3 separate regions of the Homo sapiens genome follow, and regions 2 and 3 are each linked to region 1. The links are chromatin loops, found by intact Hi-C in ENCODE. Cell type or tissue: GM12878. All regions are shown on one strand.

What was found. A loop is a pair of places that touch in the nucleus more often than their neighbours do. Peaks named below come from ENCODE experiments on the same cell type or tissue, not always from the same donor. Only the 100,000 strongest peaks of a DNase experiment are listed, where the experiment ranks them.
Region 2: a loop joins it to region 1, with 2.7 times the contacts of the local background. A loop is called at or near these places in 1 of 110 quality-filtered maps.
Region 3: it touches region 1 in a loop (2.2-fold over the local background); 1 of 110 quality-filtered maps calls a loop at or near these places.

Annotation. Positions count from the first base shown.
Region 1 is chrX:112,728,486-112,736,485 of GRCh38, reverse strand. No RefSeq gene overlaps it. Among named protein-coding and RNA genes, the nearest start is that of MIR4329, 48 kb to the left of the region's middle. In GM12878, a CTCF peak has its summit at 4,493 (motif pointing right); no DNase peak of the experiment used is centred here.
Region 2 is chrX:112,063,415-112,071,414 of GRCh38, reverse strand. The region is part of intron 1 of TRPC5 (transient receptor potential cation channel subfamily C member 5); the gene reads left to right. Among named protein-coding and RNA genes, the nearest start is that of TRPC5, 15 kb to the left of the region's middle. In GM12878, no CTCF peak of the experiment used is centred here; a DNase peak (open chromatin) is centred at 4,444.
Region 3 is chrX:112,673,712-112,681,711 of GRCh38, reverse strand. LHFPL1 (LHFPL tetraspan subfamily member 1) reads left to right here and starts at 1,774. Exons shown (of 4, transcript NM_178175.4): 1 at 1,774-1,883. In GM12878, no CTCF peak of the experiment used is centred here; no DNase peak of the experiment used is centred here; H3K4me3 peaks cover 1,089 bases; H3K27ac peaks cover 2,055 bases.

The DNA.
Region 1 (8,000 bases):
GAAGTGCATCAAAGGTAAATAGCAGAAAAAACAGGGCTAGAAAGTAAGGCAGAGACCAAGTTTAGAGGACCTTTGTACGCTATGCCAAGGAGTTTGAACTTACTGTAGTAGGTGAAAGGGAGCCATTAAAATGATTTAATTAGGAGGCTACCAGATGCACAGATGTACCTATTAGACTGGTAGCAGAGTGGAGGATAGGATTGGAGTGGGTTAGATTAGAAAAGCCAAGACCAGAAGCAGAGAAAGCTGGTAGGAAATGATTGTAACAGATCATACTAGAGATGAGGAGTGCTTGGTTTAAGGCAAGGCAGGGGCGACAGAGAAGGGATAAGTGATTGGAGAATTAAAAGTGGCAGGACTTGGTAACTGATTCAATATGGTGGTTAAAGAAAAAGGAGTTGAGAAGGACGCTCAGGTTTTTGGCTTTAATGACAAGTGAACTTTGGTTCACCAATCAAGAAAAATAATGGAGAACTGATTCTGGGAGAACAGTGATGAGTTTCATTTTGAGCATCTTGAGTTTCTGATGGTTATGGGAAATCCAGGTGGAAATGTTCACTGGACAATTTTTTGTTTTTGATATGTGAATCTTGAGCCCCGGGGAGATGTTGAGTTAGAGATTTAGAGTTGGAAAGCATCAGCATACAGATGCCGGTAAAAGTCATCAGAAGGGTTGAGACCACCTAGAGAGAACATGGGCCAAACACAGAAACTCAGAGGACTATCAGCATTCAAGGGGCAGACACAGGCGAAGGTCCAGGAATTGTTGGCACTAGCCCTGGACTATATCTTTTAGGAACTGTGGGATTGAATGAAAAACCCCAGCATAGTGGCCCCAATCTTTCTTCTTGGAACTTTCTGAAACTATTCTGTGGTGTACATGATTGAGAATATTAACACATTTTAGGACTGCATATCTTCCAACTTCTAATATAGTACCTTTTTTTCTGAAGATTGTTGCAAATTGCTTTGCAACAATATTCATAATACAAATTTCTGAGTTCCATGATTGAATTTTCTTTAAGCAGAAAATTGTATTTATTTTCTTCATCTCATTAACCTAAAATGCTTTTGTAGTATCACATCCCTTTTGACCTAGTATCTTAGTCAGCTTGGCCTCCTATAACAAATACTATAGACTGGGTGGCTTAAACCGCAAACATTTAGTTCTCATAGTTGTGGGGACTGGGAAGTTAAAGATTGAGGTGTTGACCAATTTCCCTCTTTCTGGTTGTAGACTGACATCTTCTCGTTATGTTTTCATACAGCAGAGAGAAGATTATCTCTCTTATGTCTCTTCTTGTAAGGGCATTAATCCTATCATTAGGGATCCACCCTTATGACCCAATTACTCCCCAAAGGCCCCACCTCCAAATGACATCACACTGAGCACTAGGGCTTCAACATATACATTTTGAGGGAACGAACATTCAGTTCATAACATTCAGGAAGAATTTTTTTCTTCCTGTTAGTTTTAACATATATAAAGCACTAAGCCTTATGAAGGTTAAGATATATATGTTTAAATAGTGCCTAGAACATAATAGGTGGCCCACACAATTCAAGTGGCATTACTCAAATTCATTGCCATTACCTAAATATGCACACCCTATTCTGTAGTCACAGACACACATGCAAGCAAGTAAGCTAGGTCTTTCTAAACTAGTGATTGCTCAGTGTTAAGTCTTGCCTTTCAGGTTTTGTTTCAATTTTTGGCATCGAAGGGCAAATTAGAAAAAGAAAAAGTACTGGTATGTAGATTTGGGGGTTATTTCCCTTTAGATTATGACAGGATGTTAAAAACTGATCACAGTTGATATACAGCAGCTTGCTGGAGTCTCTGCAACATGCCTCAAACACAAAAATCCCTGGTGATGGACGACTGTGGGTAAAAACATGCATGCATCAGATTTCTTCTCTGATAGCTTCCAGACCCCATTTTAGTAGGTTTGGCTCCCAAAGCAAACTCCATTTGACAGCACAGGAGTAGCTACTCAGTCATTCTCCCAAACTAGTCAGTCATTCCCCCACGCTTGGCCTCTTTTCAGCAGGCAGGCTTGACTAGCTGCTTACTTCCTCTCTCCTCTTAAGGGAGAAGGGAAGTGACAGAACTCCCTGGTGAGTGCTGAGTTGCGATCTGTGCATACAGTTTTACAGGGAAGAACAAAACTACTCTATTTTCTCTGTTTCATTGTAATAAATCTCTGAAGAGATCTCTGGTTGGTTCACCTCAGAGAGGGAGAGAGAGAGAGAGATTGGGACAGAGAGAGACAGAAAGGGGGAAAAAAAACGAGGAGGAGGAGGAGAGGAGAAAGAAAGAGGAGGAGGACTAGAGAGAAAGGGAGGGTAGAGAGAAAGAGAAGAGACAATGTGCATTGTTGCTGACATGCACTGTTTTTGTTTCTGTGTGTGCTTTGTACTTGTAATGGTTAATGCCCAGATGTGTCCTAAACCCCATGAAGCTGTTTCCTTCCCAATCACTAGTGAGTAGTAACAGTCCAATCCAAATGTAACCCTTGATCTTTTTCATAAGTAGAGCATAGAATCCTTTGTTCTCACGTACCTTTTTTTAGTACATCATTAAATTGAGTAGAATAACAATAATAATAATAAAAACTCAAGTCAATGTTCCAGTAACCTACCCCTAACTGCCTCTCCCTATGAAACTGCTACTCTTTAATGCACCACAGCTTTGCTCACATCCAAGGCAAGACCTCAATTGATCAGTTGAGGTGATCTTGTTATACCCTTGCGAGGCTATAGGCTACCACACCCAATACATCAACCTTAATCAGCGCTAAGTCCCTATTGCTATTGCCACTCTATTGATCTCTGCTTGTAGGAGATGAGGGTAAGAGAAATTTTTCTTTTACAGTCTTTGACAAAAAGAGAAAAGAAGAAAAGGGAAGAAAAGGAGAAGAAAAGGGAAGAAAAGGTGAAGAAATGAAAGACCTGGAAAAAAGAAGAAGAGGGAGAAATAAGGAAGAGGAACCACTGAAGAAAACTTGAATACTAGTGTCCCCAGGCTCCACACCTACCTAATTTGCTTTTCCCTGTTTCTCCACTCAGCAATGCATTAAATATGTGATCTTTCTTTTAGCCACAGCCTTTCCATTCCTTACTGTGGAGTCAAGAAAAATACATGATATAATGAAGATAAGACAGGCTTTGGAATCAGCTCACCCTAGGTTCTCATTCTAGGACCTAGCACGGTAACTAGCCCATAATGTCAAATAAACTCCTTTTCGTAAGAAATTTGTTTGAGTCCCATGTAGCAATGGCAATGCTCCTGGACTGTATATATTATTCTACCATTGTATGGTATCAGTAAAAACTCACTGGGAATTCACTTTTCTCAACTGTGTTTGGCTATGAGAGCAAGGAATTTCAATTGGCAGGCAAAGTATGTTGTTGCTTAACACCCATATATGAACATGCATACTTGTACACATACAATGTATACATGGTAAAAACAAACAAACAAAAACTCAACCCATACCTAACAACAAGTATACAACAAAAGGTCTCTACTCCCTCCTCCGCAACAACCCTTAGATCCTTTTGAAAATGTAACCACTGGACCACTGTTAACTGTTTCTTGTTTGCCAGATACACTTCAACATGGGGAGGAGGCTGGTCCAAGTTGCTTTTCATTTGCACAAGGTGTTGAAGTAGAGAGTACTCAACAGTTTAGGGTGGGTGGCATCAGGACCTTGGGCTTCCATGGGGATAGTAGCCGTGAAAACAGGTAAGATGAGAGGATGGGAGACATTGCCTGCTTTACAGTCTTGCCTCTTTCGTGGTGTGACTCTTAGATCATGAATTAGAAGGGTCCCATCAAAGGAAAATCTGAGACCTGGAAAAGGAAGTGCCTTGTGCAAGGTTACACATGCAGCCATTTAGAGGCAGAGCTGATATTAGCCCCTAGTCCTCTAGCTTCCTAGGACTCTGTTCTTTCCCTAATTTCCCAGAGCCTCCAACAGTGAAACAAACAAAGCTAGCGCCTCTGCTTCCGGCAACTTCCACTGGTACTCTACTCTCTGTGTCTGGACTGTCAGCCTTACAGATCTGCTGGATTCTTCTAAGGGAGGACTTTTTTCTTTTCTACTTTTAGTGGAGACATGATAGCTTGAGGGCATAAAGACATAGTTTTCAAACTGTAGTATGAATCTGAATCACCTGAGCTGATTGTTAAACATGTTAGTCTTTCCCAGAAGTTACTGACTCTCAAAGAACTTTCGCTACTCCTTTGAAAAAGGTATCAGATACTTACTGGAATTTTTTGTGTTCACATGATGACTTTCTACAGAAGCCCTAAGTCTAGAGCAAAAACACCATCTTGTTTTAAAAATTTCGTTATATTGTTTCTGTTTGATTATAAAATTAATACATATTTATTGGCAAAAATTAATATTACAAAAGAATATTACGAAAGATATACATCAGCAGATGTTTTTAAAGCCTTTTCATCAACTCTCAAGAAAATCTCCATTCTGGACACAAGAGGGAGCTTTTAGCTAAAATGAAAATTTTAATGCAGGCAGTTTCATGGGGGATACATCATCTTTACTTTCTTTAACACATTTGACTTTTTTCTCTTTAAAAACACATTCGCTAATGATTATGGAATTGTATAATGATAGAGCTGATAAACTTCTTAATCATCATGACCTCTCTACAGCAGTTGATATTGTAACTACCCAATGGGTTCATTTTGCCTGCTGCCCACATAGAGCCGATTTATCAAGACAGGGGAATTGCAATAGAGAAAGAGTTTCACACATGTAGAGCTGGCTAAATCAAATCAGCCTCCCTGAAAATTTGGAGGCTAGGGTTTTTCAAGGATAGTTGGGGGGAAGAGAGGTGGGGTGGCCAGGCAATGGGTGCTTGTTGCCAGTTGGTTGGGGATGCAATCATAGGGGCATAAGAAATGGTTCTCATGCCCACTGAGTCACTTTTGGGTGGGACCACAGGAGCAGTTGGCAGGTCCAGGTGGAGCCATTGGTTATCAGACATGCAACAAACCTGAAAAGACATCTCAAAAGGCCAATCTTAGGTTCTACAATAATTATGTTATCTGCAGGAGTAATTGGGGAAGTTGCATATCTTGTAGCTTCTGGAATAATGGTGAGTAATCATTTATGTCAATACCTTGGCAGAATTCAGGCTCCTCTTATCCTCTTAGCCTGGTGGTCTCTCCTTAACTTTTCAAAGGCAGTTGCATTTTGAGGAAGTGCTATTATTATTTAAACTATAAACTAAATGTATCCCGAAGTTAGCTTGGCCCAAGGCCAGGAATAATTAAGGGCAGCTTGAAGGCTCAAAGCAAGATGAGGGGTTGGTTAGATCAGATCTCCTTTACTACCATAATTTTCTCACTGTTATAATTTTTGCAAAGGAAGTTTCAATATGGTTGCCTATTCCTGTCTTTAAAGATTCTCCTTCCTTGTCTCCTGAGATACCACTCTGTTCCTGGCTCTGCTCCTAATTTTTTGACCATTTCTCTTCCTTTGCTCTCCCCTTGAGTGTTGGTTGCTTCTCTGAGACCCTCAGTCCACTTGTCTTCTCATTCTGCAGTGTATACACATGTTCTGTGGCTGACCTCATCCATTCCCATGGTTTCAACTACCACTATGTGCTGATGAAGTAATCACCTGCATATCTCTTGCTATTAAGCTTATACTGAGGCACAGATAATGCATTCACTTGCCTACTGGATAAGCTCAAAAATTCCAAAGCAGCCCAGAAAAAGGTCAATTAACCTGACCCAAAGGGTAGTACATTTTAAGACTACATAATAGGTTGGTTAGGGAATCTCTGAGTTTTCCGAGTCCACAGGGAATCACCTTGGATGACCATGTGAACTGTGATTGTAGAAACAGAAAACAAAACAAAACGAAACGAAAAAAGAGCAACAAAAACCACAATAACAAAAACACTAGAGCACAACAAAAAGTTTCACTTAGGCTGGATTGTCCAATATAACAGTCACAAACTGCAAACGGCTTTTGAGCATCTGAAATGTGTTTGGTTTTAATTGAGATGTAGAGTAAATGTAAAATACTATCAGTTTTAAAAGAAAGCAAAATATCTCTCTCTCTTTTTTTTTTTTTTTTTTTTTTTTACTGATTACAGAACAGTTCCTGGTTCATACGAAATGCTCAATAAATGTTAACTGCTACCATTACTAGACACTCTCAATTCTGGTCACTTCAAATTTCTTGATATTACCCAAACCTACCAGGCACTTTGATGCTTCTTTACCTTTGTGAATGCTGTTTCTCCTGCCTGGAATGCTCTATTGCAAATTCTTCACCTATGAAACTACTACACATACTTCAAGATCTAGCTAAAACATTACCCGCTTTTTGAAATCTGCCACATTACCGGTGGTTATTGTCTCCTCTGTGGCACCGTGTAGATATTGCTATTATTGCACAAATGGTAACACAGCTACACTTGTAATATAATGGGTGTGTCTGCTTCCTTACTGGACTTTTAATCTCAACAGAGATAGGGGCTTGTTGGTCTCCTGTTGGTATATAGCACGAGTGTCTAGCACAACATTTGCCACCGAGTAGGTACTAAATAACTGCTTTTCAAACTGAAAATTGATTAATCTAATTAAACAATCTATCTTTACATATGAGGAAACTGAAGCCCTGGGAAGTGATGGACTTTTTGGACAAGCTTACGCTTTGGACCCTAGTGGACCAGGGGGCCTTTTCTTTTGCCTCTGAAGAAAACAGGCAAAGTGTAGCCCCAGAATAATTAAAATAAAGACTTAAATTAACAGAGATGCCTCACTTTCACTACTTGTGAGAAAATAATGATGGGTGTGAACCCCAAACCTTGATACTGAATTAAGCGTATAATATATGTCCAAACTTCCACTAATTTCTGGTGTCAGGATAAGGATAATAACATTTTGCTATTTAACATCCCTCTGTGGCTGGCTAGACAGCAGGACCTGCAAGCAACTGTAGAGTCCAATATTGTTATGTGCTTGACGGAAAGAATACAATGAGTCAAATGACCTAGATACTAGTCCTTACTTTGTTGCTAACTTCTTAGATAAGTTACTTAAATTTTGTCAACTATTTTCACATCTATATGATGAGTGCTTGGATCAGATGATCTCTAAAGTATAACAAACTCCCTTCTGATTGTGACTGTGACAGGATTCTTCATGTACAATGAGATTCTCTCTTATTTTTAAAGCTCTCTAGAAAAAGTTAATATACATTTCCCTTAAGAATCCCTTCAGTTTTATATCTCTGAGCTAAGTAAGTAATAATGGAAAACTATATCAGATTGGATAGTGTTTATAGATTACAAATTACTTTACATGCAGTATTTCAATTTTCAAAACCTCTGAGGAAAGTTGACCAGTTAGCTTTTTTATATCAATTCTGCAGACGATGATGATGATCGTTATGATAATAAGAGCTAACATTTTATTGAGTATGCCAGACAGTGTTCTTAGAACTCTGCAAGTGCTATCATATTAAGTTATTCTAGATGAGGATTCTAAAGCCCCAAAATGTCAAGCGATTTGCCCAAGTTAGTAATGACAGATTCAGGACTTGAATCCAACTTGACTATCTCTAATTTCTGAGTTCTATGCCAATCACTCATCCCCTACAACTGTTTTGTATATCATTGAATTAGAGAATGAGTAAACATCACCTTTTATGACAGCCCTTCACAATTGGAAGATATTGTTCATTATCCTTTTAATTTTGTCTTCTTTTTTGCATAGATTACATTTCTTATCAGAGATCTGGCTGGCTCACATCATTTTGTTAGAGCTAATCCTGTGTATCTCTTCTTAACTCTGCATTCAGTGACATCACTTTGGTGGTGCTATGGCTTGAATATATCCTCCAAAGTTCACATGTTGGAAACTTAATCCCCAGTGCAACAGTGCTGAGAGGTGAGACCTTTAAGAAGTGATTAGGTCATGAGGGCTCTGTCCTCATGAATGGATTAATGTCATT
Region 2 (8,000 bases), 670 kb after region 1:
CAAATGCTCTAATGACCATTGTCAGTAAAATGGAGATTAAAATGGTATTTATCTCATAGGATTCTTTTTATTTATTTATTTATTTATTTATTTATTTATTTATTTTTGAGACAGGGTCTCAATCTGCCACCCAGGCTGGAGTGCAGTGGTGTGATCATGGCTCACAGCGGCCTTGACCACCGCAGGTTCAGGTGATCCTCCCACTTCCCCGAGTAGCTGGAGGTACAGGTATGCGACACCATGCCCGGCTAATATTGTGGGTTTTTTGTTTCGTTTGTTTGTTTGTTTTTGTTTTATTGTAGAGAGGGGGGTTACACCATGTTGTCCAGACTGGTCTTGAACTCCTGGGCTCAAGTGATCCACCCACCCTGGCCTCCCAAAGAGTGGAGATTACAGGAATGAGTCACTTATCAAGCCCAACTTCACAGGATTTTTTTGAGAATCAAATAAGACAATTTGTGTAAAGGACCTAACACAGTGCCTGGTGCATAGTTAGAACTTAATAAATGTCAGCTGCTGTTGACTTTTGATATGGTAGAAATGAAGCCAAATTTCAATAGGTGGCAAAAGGAATTGGAGATGATGTCTATACAAATAGAAACTATACTTTTGAAAATTTTCACAGTGGATTTGAGGATGGAGGAGGAAGTAACTTTGGGGGGGGGCAGTTTTCAGTTTTAGTGGAGAGACTTGAACTCAGGGAAAGGGAGAAGTGAATGAAGATTGAGAATCTAGGAGGAAAGAAAATGAAACAACAACCTGATGAGGTAGGAAGATCAAGAGTAGAGATCAGAGATTAACCTTAGAAAGGAGCAGGAATAATTCTTCCTCAAGAAATAAAATCGAGTTGGATGCAAATATAAGATTTTACGTGGGGTGGGGGAGATTCATATCTCAAAGACTCTTTCCTCTATAAGGTTGGAGACAAGCTTTTCTGTTATGGGGCATGGATAGGGGAACTTGATGGAACACTGGCTATGGAACTTTCAGAAAGAAATTGGCCCAGGAGATTCCAAAGGGGAATATGTATGAAATGGCCCTGTGGGCTTGATGGAGCTTGGAAAATCGAACTTGGCGGCGTCAATCTGCACAACCATGTGAATTACTCTAGAAGTGCTGAAAAACCTGAAAGAAGAAATCCAGAAACTAGAGGGGTGAGTTAAGTCATGACTTTTAGTTGTGTTGAAATACTTGGAAAAGTTAATGCCACCATTGGCAAACATTTGAATCCCATACCAGCCTGTCATTGGAACCACTGCCTCTGGGACCCTGGTCTTGTCAAAAGGCTCTGCAGCTTGCTCATCTTTATCCTGCCTGGTGTCGTATTATGTTTGCACAATGGCACAGCCTCCCCAGACATTTCTGGATTTCTTTCCCTGAAATCTCATTGCAACGTAACAGAGACAGACGGTACATTGGAAAGCTCTGAGGAGGAACATAAACTGTGACTTTTGTGGAGAGAGAATGATACTGCTGAAGGATGGGGGCTAGTGCTACAGAGTCTGAGTACCTTTCAGGACTCCCTGAGCCTAGCCATAAAATCCCTATTAATTTGAGAGATGCAGGACACAAGCTTTATGGTGTCCAGGATAAATCCAAATAAAATGCTACAATGGCTGGTGTGCTGGGTTTGGCTCCCTTGAGACTCCAGGGGTAAAGTTACAGGGCTAACAGGCCAACTCCTGTCTGGGCAAACTAAAGGCAGAGCAGAAGTCAGGGAAGGAGACGTTGTCTGAGGAGGCTACAGATTCAGAGAACAAATGCTTTAGCTAGAAGTTGAGATGGCAAGGAAGAAATGGAACAAGTTTTCCTAAAAAGGTGCCCACTGGGCCCCCTGGAGGCTTGCAGCTCAGCTAGAACTTAGCCAGGGCAGCTCTGAAGATTCCATTCAGACTTCCTCTAGAGAGCATGCACCTTCTGCTGGGGAAAACAGGCCTCCCGTAGGCATTTCCCCATCTTACCCTGACCTTTTGTCCTGGGACTCAGACAAGTATGCATTCCCCTTAGAGGCTTCCAGGCTCATCTGGAGGTCTGCTAAAAGGATATGGAGTGCCAGTTTACATTCAGATAGCACACACATGCCCAAAGCACTTTCCCATCCAGCATTTTAAGCAGACTAGTATGGTGTCAAAAGCACTATACTGGGAGTCAAGAGTCCTAGCCCTGCTACTTACTAGGAGTGTGACCTTAAGCAAAACACTAAGCCACTCTGAACCTCAACTTTTAGCATTCATAAACTAAGGATAATAGTAGTGTTGTCCTAATAGAGTTGTTGGGAGGATTAAATAATAGTGCTTAGCATAGAGTCTGGCTCATAATAAGCTCTCATTAGCTGCCATCCTCATCCTCATCATCCTCATTTAACATATAAAGAACTTGAAGCATGTATTAGGCTTGAAGCCTGGCTCTGACACTTATGAGTCATAAGACCTTGGGCAAGTCACATCACCTCTCTGAGCCCATTTCTTTCTTCTCAGTTTAAGGTAGACTTGGCTGATCCTACAAGATACTGTGTGTAAAAAGTATACAATACTTTTCGAATACTATAGTATTCATTTCCCTTTTCAGAGAGCATCATCTCTTTTTAAAGACAGGGAAAAGTACCTGAGAGGTAAAGGCATTTACCCAGTGAAGCAACAGAAAACCTGGAATGAGAACCCAAGGCCCTCTACTTGCAACCCAGGGCTCTTCCTAATTATATTCTCTGAAAGCAGTTTGGTCTGGTACTCAGAATAGAGTGTTCCACATGGTCCCAGCAATGCAGGCTGTGCTGATGATGTGTGTGTTTCCCTGATGCTCACCAGCCAGAAGGCAGCAGTGCTGACTGGGCCCCTCGCAGGCAGATGTCAGAAGCCAGAACCTCAAGCTCTTTGTTTGCCCCTGTAGCAAGTGACTAGCATTCAAAAATAGAGAGTTCTGGCCATCTTCATACCCAAAATACTTTCTTCTCCCCACAATCACCCAACCTTGGTGTATGAATCCCTATCATTCAAGCTTTGTCCTTTTAAGCTTCAGCCCTTGTTCAAAAGGTGAACTCCCTATGACATGCATACAATGCCTGCTACCAAGAATAAGCAATCAGAGCAACAGTATGAATTAAATTATTCAGTGCTTTTTCTCTCTGGAAGCAGGAAAGAGGGAGATTTCAAGTGCAGGACACTGTTCAGTCTTCCTGGATAGCTAGAACAAACTACAGACAGCAGGAAAGATATTATAAATGGAGAGAGGGGCACATAAAGAGTAGGTTGCAAAAGCAGCCCATCTCTACCCATTTTGAAAGTGCAGGAGCAGGACAGACAGAAGAGACATTCCTGGAATGGTGAAAAGAGCATCCATTTAGAATGACAAGGTCAGACTTCCAATATTATGGCAAATTTCCTAACCTGTCTATGCCTCAGTTTCTTCACCTGTAAAATGGAGTGATCATATCATCTACCTTACCAGATAGTTCTAAGTGTAAGAAGAAAGAAATGTGTGTGAACATGCTTATAAATCAATGCCCAGATCTAAGTGATCATCAAGGATTCGGTTAACTTCTCAGAGGAGGCTCGAGGATGCAGTGACCTTGACAGCTAAATGGCCAGGAGAGATGCACCTGGCGTTCCTCCCATCCCCTTCACTGTTAAGTGGAGCATTTAATGCACCTGCCATGCTTCCTCTCTGAGTCTGCCTCTCTTCTCATCTCTGGCAAAGTGGAAGCATTTAGTAGCTCTCCCTGGGGCCAGCAGTAGGTTTCAAGGGCTCTGATCTGAGAGCAGTGGAGGTGGGCAGTTGGCAGAGGGCAAGGCTCTTCTGAGACTGAATGCCTTCCCTCTGGCCAGCTGTAGCCTCCAGACAGATACGGAAGTCCTGCCACCAACCTAGGGTAGCAGAGACAATTAGGATGACCTCTCAGTGACAAGACTCTGGAGTCATTAAAGCAGTGACATAATTGGCCTGACAAAGCTGAGACGGCAGACACACAGTCCAGCAATATGGCAAAATAGTTGTCTCGAGGAATAAATAAAGCAATCTATAAATAATTACTGAGGCTATTAGCTATATTTTATCTTCTCCCCTATCCTGCTTCCTGACACTACTGGATTCAGAGGCCCCACAGGGGTGGCAGTCAGAGTAAGAGAGGTGACAAGGGAAGGAATGGCTGGGGCCAAGGACTCCAGCTGGCTAGAGGCTATTGGGGACCCTGCAAAATATCTACCTACAAGTTCCAGGGACCCCCCAAAGTCTTCTGTGATGAAAGCAGGCAGGAATGGGTGAAGAGTCACCTCTAGTGAGGAATGGAAGAGAGAAAGGACTGCTAATAGGACAGAAATACCTAAGGCCCACTTATCAGGTCATGACTTAGCCCTAGCCACTACAGAGGTGACTGACCCTGGGCAAAGCTGAAGCTCCGGATATGTGTGGGAAGTTAGTTGAGAGGGTGGTAAGATGCCGGGCTGTATAATTACCCTGAAAGGCCATTCTCACGATTTCCTTCTCTTTGCTTTTATTAAATAAACCCTGAACTGAAAGTGACAGAAAGGGGAAGATCATGTATGAACAAGTAAAATCAGAACTGGTAAGGAGAAAACAAGGCCAGCCACATTATCCCTCAAACTGAGAAATTTAAGTTTCTTTGTACTCTGCCCTAAATTTTATTTAATTCATTTTATTAAACACTTGGCATATTCCAGACACTAAGTGCTTTACAAATATTGACTCTCATAACCCTCATCACAGCCCTCTGAGATAAAGACTATAATAATTCCCATTTTACAGATGAGGAAAACAAGAGACAGGGACATTAGGTAAATTGCCTGAAATAGCATAACTAATAAATGGTGAAACCAGGATTCAAACACAGGCTAGCCCAATTCTGGAGAAGAGACCATGCTTTTCACCTCTATGATATGCTTCCTGACAACTTACATTCAAACTCTACACCTACCATGTTCTGTTGATATTTGATATTTATTGGTGGGTATCCCCTACCAGTCTAAGCATTGATGGTAGGCACCATGAAGGCCAGGGCCAGACCTTTCTGGTTCACCACCGTACACCGTATTCCCAGGGCCTAACACAGGGGCTGAATGATTAAATGAATTCATTAATGAAATATAGATTTCATGAGTATTCAATGAAAACAACCAAATGCCAAATAAAATAATTGCAATAGTTTGAGACAGGAGCTATTTTCAATGTATGTGCAGAACTGTAGATGATTCTGTGCTATAGGAACACAGAAGCAGAAGGGTTTGGTTCTGCCTGAAGAAGTCAGGGAACGCTGTACAGAAGGGATGTAACATAAGAGCTGGGACTTGAAGGAGAAGTAGGTATTCACAAGCAGAGAACGGCCATCAGGTGGAGGTATTCTAGGCCAAGAGAAAGGCATGAGGAAAGTCAGAGCTGTCTGGGGACAGGTAGTTGGTGTGGTTGGAGTCTAGGATATGCACATGGTAGCCAGAGGTACCTTTGGAGAGCTAGGCAGGAACCTACTGGTCAATTCAAACTTGATCCTACAGCCAGAGCAGAACCATCAGCCAACTTTTTTTTTTTTTCTTTTTGGAAATAGAGTCTTGCTCTGTCATCCAGGCTGGAATTCAGTGGTGCCATCTCAGCTCACTGAAAGCTCTGCCTCCCAGGCTGAAGCAATTCTTGTGCCTCAGCCTTAGCACACCACCACTCCCAGCTAATTTTTTATATTTTTTGTAGAGATGAGTTTTCGCCATGTTGGCCTAGCTGCTCTTGAATTCCTGACCTCAAACAATCCACCCGCCTCTGTCTCCCAAAGTGCTAGGATTACAGGCGTGAGCCACTGGGCCTGGCCCCATCAGCAAACTTTTAAGTAGGACAAAGTTATGACAATCAAATTTGTGTTATGGAAATGTCATAATACTCAAGGGAAAGATGGAAGAGACCATGAAGCCAAGGAGACCAGAAAACGGAGGTTTGAAGGCAATATCCTAAATCGAGGATAGAGATTGTTAGAGGCTGTATTGATAGCTCTTGGTGATAGGATGTGGAAGAATAAGGGAAAAGGAGGATTCAAGAATGACTCCCAGTTTTCTGGCCTGGGAAACTGGATAGATGGTGTTGCCAAAAATGAATACGAAATATGTGAGGTAGGTTAAGATAAGCGTGATGATAAATTTGGTATTGAGTATGTTGAGTTTAAGGTATGTGTGGAGGGATTATATACCAGTGGTGATGCTCAGTAGGCAGTTTGACACATAGATGTTAAACTCAGGAGAGAGATATAAGAAATCAGATTTGATTCATTGCTGTGCAAGATCAGTCATTGAAACCAAGTGTGTGAATGTGTGAATGAAAATAACCTTTTTGTTTTTTTTTTTTTTTTGAGACGTAGTCTCGCTGGTCTCCCAGGCTGGAGTACACTGCAGTGGTGCGATCATGGCTCACTGTAAGCTCTGCCTCCCGGGTTCACGCCATTCTCCTGCCTCAGCCCCCTGAGTAGCTGGGACTACAGGTGCCCACCACCATGCCTGGCTAATTTTTTGTATTTTTAGTAGAGACAGGGTTTCACCGTGTTAGCCAGGATGGTCTCGATCTCCTGACCTCGTGATCCGCCCGCCTCAGCCTCCCAAAGTGCTGGGATTACAGGCGTGAGCCACTGCACCCGGCCTAATCTTTTCTTTTAAACTCACACAGATCATGATTTGATCCATCCTATGATGAAAGGAAACTCTGTAGGTCTTAGGATAAAAGAGAGATGCCTTCCCTTTCAAATACTCATTCCTAAACTTTTCAGTAGAGAGATTATTCCTGATACATTTCTAGATGCTTAGGGAAAGTCAGTCAATGATTATGGACAAGCCAGAGGCTTGGCTCCCATTCTGAGAAGTTGAGCCAAAGACTCCAGGTACTTACTTCCTTTGCATTTTGGAAGCCAGCTGTCAGAGGTGTATGAAGCTGGCACAATTGGTAGCAGCTCTATGGTCTCCACATTGCAGGAGGGAATATATCTTTCTTCCAGTTGCCCCCTACACTTGTCGACTGACTGGCTATTGTGGCCCAAAGCAAAGGTTGGCAAATAGGCTTTCCTTTTCAGAGAAAAAGAAAGAAGAATTTTAAAAAAGGGCATTTTTGCTAAAATGCTCAGTGAACTTGGGTGAGTAATTTATCCTCTCCATGGCTTGAGATATAATGCTATCTACCTGACAGCAAGAAAGTTGTGAGGATCAAATTAATCACGGAGTATTAAAATGCTTTTTAAAATACACTACAAGCAAGATATATTATAATTTCAAGCACCAAGATCTCTGGGCTCTAGTTTCCAATACTTCATTGTTCCAATTAAAAATGGTATTTTACTTGGCCTTCGTTTACTTTCCTATATATGACAGAAGTGACCATAGACCTTTCATATTTTGGATTGTGCACATGTTTGGGGGGCAGGATGTGTGCTGGCTTGTAGACAAATGCAATGATCATAAATGGCTTTAGAATAAGTAAGCACTTGGCCGGACGTGGTGGTGGGCGCCTGTAGTCCCAACTGCTCGGGAGGCCAAGGCAGGAAAATGGCGTGAACCCGGGAGGCGGAGGTTGCAGTGAGCCGAGATCGCGCCACTGCACTCCAGCCTGGGCGGCAGAGCGAGACTCTGTCTCAAAAAAAACCAAAAACAAACAAACAAACAAAAGAATAAGTAAGCACTTAAAAATGCTAAGTAGGTTTTTATATACTACCTGACATTATTCTTTTAATCTTTCACATCTCTTCCTCTGATATCTCTTTTTCTTCAAAGAATTCATGCAAGCATACACTACTGAACCCAGTCCCCTGTGAGGAAAGGGGGGAAAAATGTCTTCCTGTGCCCTGATCTAGAGGCAGAAAGTGCTCCTTTATTTAAATTAACAAAACAAAACTAACATTTTTATTAGTTGTCTATGGTTGTATAAAAAAGCAGCAAATCACAGTCCCTGAAATGTCTGCAGTTCTCAAAAGCCAAAACAAGCATGAAGACATGAGCTAATATCAGGCAGACAGGCTATGCCACACAGAA
Region 3 (8,000 bases), 55 kb after region 1:
TAATTGAAAACATATCAAGAGCCACAAGATGCAAGCAATTTTTTTCTGAGAGAGCGTTCAACTGTTAAGAACAGGAAATAAAATTTTGTCCAATAAATTAGATTATTATTTATTATACACTTAAGTGTCTATAGAGAAAAGAGGATAAAAGAGGAAAGTAAAATGGTATTCTTCTTAGAGTTTCAAATAATGATAGGTTCCCCAAATGACAGGTGTAGTCACTAAGCAAAGGGCAATATTTACTGCTGTGCATAGAGTGGGGATCATCTATTTTTTATATGTCAACATTTTCAGCCGTATCTCACACAGTTACTACGTGTCAGTTAATATTAACCTATATTTAATGAAGGAGGGCCTAACATTTCTTTTTACATAATCCTATGTCTGAAGCAATGGTTCTTAAGGGAATGACAGCTGGGAGGTTATAAAACTTAGTTGGGGGGCTTACACTGCCAAAAGTCTAACATTCCACCTAAGGAGTCATCTGTGCTTCCCCCAGAAACATGATGGCCTCAGTAAGCCATGATTACAGATGGGAATGGATTTATCACTGTGTTGTAGAACAAAACGGTAAAAATTGCTGATGGAAAGTTGCTAGATAGACAAATACATGCATGAATATAGGATCATATCACTGATAAAAGGCAGGACACAGGTGGTATACACAGAAGGCAGGAGAAACTTTGTAAGTTCATTAAATAATCACGGTACAATTAATATGTTAATTTACGGTCATATTTTGAATTATTGCCACAACATGCTAGAAAATAGGCCTAATCACCTTTGTAGCATTCTGGTGAGGGAACTGGGCCATCAGAGAAGCATGGATACTTTGGATCAGTCCAGTGTGCTCTGTTAATGTAACCATTCTTCCTTCTAAATCATTTGGATTTGTTCAGCAAAGTTCCCCATTCACAGGCCATCTAGGAGGGGAAAAGAGACATGTACGAAAATAATAATAATAATAATGATACTAGGTAGAAGATAATAAGTTTCCCCAAATATGAAGTGTCAGGGACATTCACAGGTGGGAAATATGACATCGGGTTGGAGTAGAACATCAGGCAAAGCTCCATTCATCTCCAGACCACTCAGCTCTTTTCCCAAGCAGAGTAGCAGTTATTAGTGCACTGGGATAAATTAAACACTGACTTTTGATTGTATTATTACTATAAAAATATATTAGTTATTCCTTTCAATGTATGATTTCCACAAATTCTGAAATGTAAGCTCATTACATCTTGGAGCCAAAGATTGCTCTGCTGGAGCATCTTCCCCATCAGGCAATGGAAATCAGTTTGGGGAGAAGAGGTTGTTCTGTCTTATTCTATTTAGGCATGTGTTCTCTCAGTCACTTCTAGCCACATGGGTCTGCTACCTACCATGGTAGAGATTATCTAGGGCATTGGAGGAAAATTAGAGAAAATCTCTGTTCCTCAGCAGGCTTTTGGGCAGCAAGTGAGGAAGTAAGATAACGCAGTTCAAGCGCGGGCATGCCTGCGCGCATGCGCGCGCGCTCGCGCGGACACACATACACACACACGCGCGCGCGCGCGCGCGCGCGCACACACACACACACACACACAGAGCTGCTTTGTCCGCTGTGAGGTTGGAGGTTTGGGGACTCTGTGCCCACTAAGCTACTTTCTATTTCAAGTGCCTGTATGTCTGAGGCTGGGTTTGAAGCCTCCAGCGTGTTTGGAGTTAATCCCCATTAGGTTGGACTCCGCCCCTTTCTCCCAAAGGTAAAGCAAGGTTTTCAGGCATCACTGCAAAGGGCAGCTAGTATTCCCATCCTTGTCTAACAAGCTGTAAGGAGAAGTTGTTTCTGAGATCTGAGCCTGAAGAGAGGGAACAAGTCAGTCAGCCTTCGTGGTCAGAAGGTAAATATGCAACTTGGGCCAAATGCAATTCAAACAGCTGGATAAGAAACTGCTTTGCTCTCCCCTTGCTCAGCCCCCCCTTCTCCCCTTCCTTTCTCAGGTTTCCTGTCCTTTCATCTCAAAGCTCAGAGAAGCCGTTTTCTACCCGAGGGCAGCCTGGTGCTTTTTTATTTCTTCATAGTCCGTTGTTTGCACAGAGGCTAAGATGAATCAGGGCTGGATTCCTATTTCATATTGACAAGATTTGAGGACCTAAGGGTTAAGTGCTAGTTGGTTTCCCCAGGGGAGTTGGTAACCTGAGGAGATGAAGTGCCTGTTTCTGGGAGTGGAGAGAGTGATTTTGTTATGACCTGTCTATACAAGTAAAAATGGATCCGGTTTGCTAATGTGGTAGGTTGATCTCCTGGATTTGCCTAAATCTAAGGGGTTATGCGACGGAAATGGGGTAATGAAGTTAAACTGAAATGCAAATATTGAGGCCTCTCAGGCTGGAAATAAAAGAATGCATCCATTTGGTAAATATTTATGAGTTCCTACTATGTGCCAAGGCATGACAATTTCCAGAAGAACCTGAAATACTTAAACTATAAATCCATTCTTGCAAAGAACACTTGGCCAAGTGGTTTCATTTTGTGGTGGGGAACTGAAAATAGAATGAAGCCTAGGGGTGAGGAAAAATCACCCATGGAGTGGTTGTGGGGAGAGAAAGGGGAAAGGAGAGATGTTCTAAATCTTAGGTGGTTTCAAGTCTTTTCCATTACTTATGAGAGAATAGGGTCTTTTCTGGTAGAAAGGGAGAGAATTGATACCTACTCTGGTGTTAGGTATAGTGCAGATGTTTCACTTGAATTTTATGCTTAATCATTTCCATTTTATAAATGAAACCAAAACTCAGAGGTTTTAAGTGATCTTTTTATGTGCATATAGCCTGTAAGGGGCAGACCTCAGGACTCTGTCTCTGATCTGATTCCAAAATTGTGACTTTTCCACTAAAACAGTATTCCTCAATCATTAGTTCCCATTAGAATAAATTGAGGATTTTTAACAATATGAATTCCCATAAATTCGAATTCAGTGAATCAAGGAGGGGGTGACATAGTCTGCATTTTGAACAAGCATTGAAAGTGATTCTGAACAAGCATTGAAAGTGATTCTGTTGAGACAAACATTCTTGATATACCATGCTGCCTCTCAACTTCTCTGAAGTGATTGGAAAAGCAATCAGCCCATCTTCTTCCCATATGGGCCAGATTCACTCAATAGAAGTGGTCAGCTGTGGTGACATTTTATTCCCAGCTTATACAATGGAGTGGAGAGACTAATGGGCAACAATAACAGGGCTGGGGTTTAGGGCTTAACAATGTCTTGCCAGGGATCTTGATAGGGGTAGTTTCTAACCAGCTGAGAGTGTGAGATAGAACTCGTAGCCAACCAGCTTATCACTGAAGATGATGGCACCTGTCTAGCCAGAATAAGAACTGAGATGAAGATCTCTCATTGGTACCTCACTTTTAAAATCATAGGATAGATGGGGAGCTCAAGGAGCAGCATCTTGGGGAGAGGGAAGGAGAGAGAAGCTCATATGAAATTTGGGGAGGTTATTCCAGTTCCTACCTTTCCAGTCTCAAACTCTGGAGAAAGGAAATAGCCCAGGGCCTGATGTGGAGGTTCTTTTTATGAGCTCTCTTTGTCTCTGCATGGTCAAATATATTTATTTAGAGTTGATCATTTCAAAGTTATCAATTGCTCAGTTAGTCCTTTCTCTCCACTTAGTCTCTGGCTTCCTGCCTTTTAATGCCTTACCTGCTTGTGAGCATTCCCACCTCTGGATGGAGAGATGCAAATAAACACATAAACTCACCCAACACAGTTTTGCTGGTCTTTCTACCCCAAACTAAAAAAGGAGGGAAGGAAGAAGAAGGCCCAGAAAGAAGTTCAGCAAACATGAAATCTGAGGAATTTGAAATAAAAGACACAAGTCAAAAGAGAGATCTTCTTAGAGTCACCAAGATGAGTGAGTACATCATGAGATGATTTCAGGCACAGGAGAACTCAGAGCACTTCTCATAATGGAGATAGCCAGAGGAGAAGAAACCCCTGAGGGAGACAGGTAGCAGAACATGAGGAGAGAAATGTTTGGGGAGTAGCAGTATTTTTTTTTTTTTTTGAAGCTTTGTCTGAAACAGAAAGATCTAGCATGGTCAGGCTGCTTATATACCCAACTTGATATAAGGAGTCACATCGGTCCAACACGTTTCTCTGGAGCAGGACTCTATTTACCCACTGGAAACATATGCCTGCATATCTCATTCATTTCCTAGGGAAGTCTCAACTCTGAGTAAGATGTATTTGTAACAGGATTGGCAGGAAGACAATGCACACTGTCTGGGGGCGTGAGGAGAAAGGCCTGTTCACGTTCCTTTGCCAACACCAGTGCCAAGAAAGCTGCTCTTCACAGACCAGTCCTAAACCAGCAGTCTTGCAGGCATGTTTCCCTCAGCAGCTGTTAAGTCACTGACTCCCTTTCTTACCACTTCATGTTCTAGTCTTTAATTTGCTTACTGTTTTGCCTGTACCCTCTTACCCTGGGAAAGGCAGTGCTTTCCTTAACTCAGAAGTTGCACAACAAGCTCAAGTGGAAACAAAAGGATTTGTGTCTTTTTCTGTGGGTACTGGGGAGGAGGTGATACAGGAAGGAATAGCTTTGTTTTTCTCCACCAAGAGAAATATAAAAGCAACGTTTCACTTTCATTGATACTTCATTGTAAGTGCCCATACATTAGTAGGTATACAAGAAAGTGAAAAAAGTGAGAACAAATGATTAAAGGCTTGGCAATTGGACACCACAGGGAGAGGGAGAATGCTCATTATGGGGAAAAAGGCTAAAGGTCTCCTGCTAGCAATCTGAGTTGATGAAGGGCTCTCATTTGGAAGATGGTGGCTAGCTGTTCTCCATTACCTCTGAGGACCCAACAAAAGGATCTGGCCTTAGGTTGCAACAAGAAAAGTTTATAAAGGCATATAACAAATTATTTATTGACGGTGAGAGTTGTTAAGCTACTAAGAGATATTATAGATTTCCCTTTCCTAGAGTTCTTTAAAAGTAATGGAGATAACCATTTGCCATGTATGGTTTAGGTGGGTTTCCTGCATCATATAGGTTGAGGTGACTTCTACCCACGAGGCTGTGCTAGAATGGCTAGCATTATCTCTAAAGATGAGCAAACATTAGGCTTTAGTAAGGATAGCAAATTCAGAACAGAACTCATATTTTTATCCTATTTATTACAACTTTCTGGCAACATCCACTGCATCTCATACAACCAATCTCGGAAACAGGCTTGCGGCCCATCTAGCAGATTTAAAAACCTGAGGAATGAGGGATAATGTGACACCTAAAGAGAGAGGTTCAACTGCAATCCTATCAATGCCTGGTAACTTGACCACTCTACAAGAGCATCAGGGTGAGTTCTTGGTTCCTGAAATCCAGTGTGGCTGTTTGGCTGGATATTCCAGGACAGGGAAACAAAGCTGTTACATACATGAAGTATACAACAGGAATTAAGATAGAATAAAATATAGCATTGTTTGTGATTTCTAGTTATGTAAATATAAAGCGACTTAACCGGTTTCTGGGAATGAACTTGGATTGCTTTGGAGGGTTGTCATGAAGGAGATTACTCCATTGCAGGTGGCATAACTAAAAGCATTTTCTAGAATACACTTCACTGTCCACCACATGTGAACATAAAGCAGTGTGTGAACAGACTCCATGTGCCCTGCAGCCTCTCTATCCAGCCACAAGGGAAGTTGGGCTGAGACTCATATTGTGTTCAGAAGCTATTAAGTAATTGGATCTCTGAGATCTCTTTCTTGATTGCGTTCAAGTCAAGTCGATGATTTAGAAAGGTTTGCATTTAAAGTGTATAAGCTTCATATCTTCAATGTTTAATTCCATAGTCACTTTTAACTTTATATTGTTTGAGTCCTGAAAAGAGAATATTAGAGAATTATCTGTGGCAGTGATTCTTAACCTGCTGTCCACGGATTGTGCTAGCCCACAACATCTCTAGTCCTAAATAGGGTGACCATTTCATCCAAGGTTTTTTGGGACTTTCCTGGTTTTATCACTAAAAATTCCACATCCCAGGAAACCCCTGAGTCCCAGGAAAACTGACATAGTTGGTCACCCTAGTCATAAATGAAATAAGGACTATGCGTTTTTCCTAAAGTTGAAAGTACTTCATCTAAATTCTGAAGGACAATGAGTTTTTCTAAAGCTAAACACATTTAATTTAAATTGAATTTTGAGAATTTGTCTTCCTATGTCTTGGCTTCAAAACGTCGCTTTTAAACTGAAATCATGGTGACAGTAGTTGATAGTATTGTAGTTTAATTTAACAGCTTCATTTGTCACAGGTGAGGACAACCATATATTACAACCCCTCCCCTCATTTCTACTGTAGTCACGGCACTACACAGAGATAGTCCGTTCCTCTGCCTTAAGTTCTCTGCCCCTCCTACTGGTTGTTATATTGGGACTTTTTAAAAAATTTTATTTTTCCATAAGTTATTGGGGGTACAGGTGATATTTGGTTACATGAGTAAGTTCTTTAGTGGTGATTTGTGAGATTTTGGCGCACCCATCACCCGAGTAGTATACACTGCACCGTATTTGTAATCTTTTATCCCTCGCCTTCCCCCCAAGTCCCCAAAGTCCCCAAAGTCTATTGTGTCATTCTTATGCCTTTGCATCCTCATAGCTTAGCTCCCACATATCCGTGAGAAATATGATGTTCAGTTTTCCATTCCTGAGTTACATCACTTAGAATAATAGTCTCCAATCTCATCCAGGTCGCTGCAATAATGACTTCTTTTTCTCTAGGCAGATACCCAGTAGTGGGATTGCTGGATCAAATGGTAGTTCTACTTTTAGTTCTTTAGGGAATCTCCACACTGTTTTCTATAGTGGCTGTGCTAGTGTACATTCCCACCACCAGTGTAGAAGTGTTCCCTGTTCACTGCATCCATGCCAACATTTACTGTTTTTTGATTTTTTGATTATGGCCATTCTTGCAGGAGAAAGGTGGCATTGCATTGTGGTTTTGATTTGCATTTCCCTGATCATTAGTGATGTTGAGCATTTTTTCATATATCTGTTGGCCATTTGTATATCTTTTTTAATAATTGTCTATTCATGTCTTTAGCCTACTTTCTGATGGGATTTTTTTTTTCTTACTGATTTGTTTGAGTTCGTTGTAGATTCTGGATATTAGTACTTTGTCAGATGTATAGATTGTGAAGATTTTCTCTCTCTGTGGGTTGTCTGCTTACTCTGCTGACTGTTCCTTTTGCTGTGCAAAAGCTCTTTAGTTCAATTAGGTCCCCGCTATTTATCTTTGTTTTTATTGCATTTGCTTTTGGGTTCTTGGTCATGAAATCCTTGCCTAAGCCAATGTCTAGAAGGGTTTTTTCAATGTTATCTTCTAGAATCTTTATGGTTTCATGTCTTGGGTTTAAGTCCTTATTCCATCCTCAGTTGATTTTTGTATAAGGTGAGAGATAAGGATCCAGTTTCATTCTCCTACATGTGGCTAGCCAATTATCCCAGCACTAGTTGTTGAAAAGGATGTCCTTTCCCCACTTTATGTTTTTGTTTGCTTTGTTGAAGATCAGTTGGCTGTATTTGGGTTTTTCTGGGTTCTCTATTCTGTTCCATTGGTCTATGCGCCTATTTTTATACCAGTGCCACGCTGTTTTGGTGACTATGGCCTTATAGTATAGTTTGAAATCAGGTAGTATGATGCTTCCAGATTTGTTCTTTTTGCTTCATACTGGGACTTTTCATCTCCAGGTGATGATGTCCATGAGGGACATTCGGAGTTAGTTTTGACTACAAGTGCTGAGATTGAAAGAAATTATATACTTGCCCTGATGGTGTTTGCACTATGTCTGGAGAAATTGGGTTTCCTTCTGTCTTCAATATTTTTTGAAAATCTCTATGGGAAATCATGGAGGCTTTTAATTGTAATACTTTTGGGGTAATACTGTAGGGGAAGGCTTCAGGTAAAAGAAAAGTGAGAAATTATGGCTTTGCCGTTGAATCACTGTGTACCC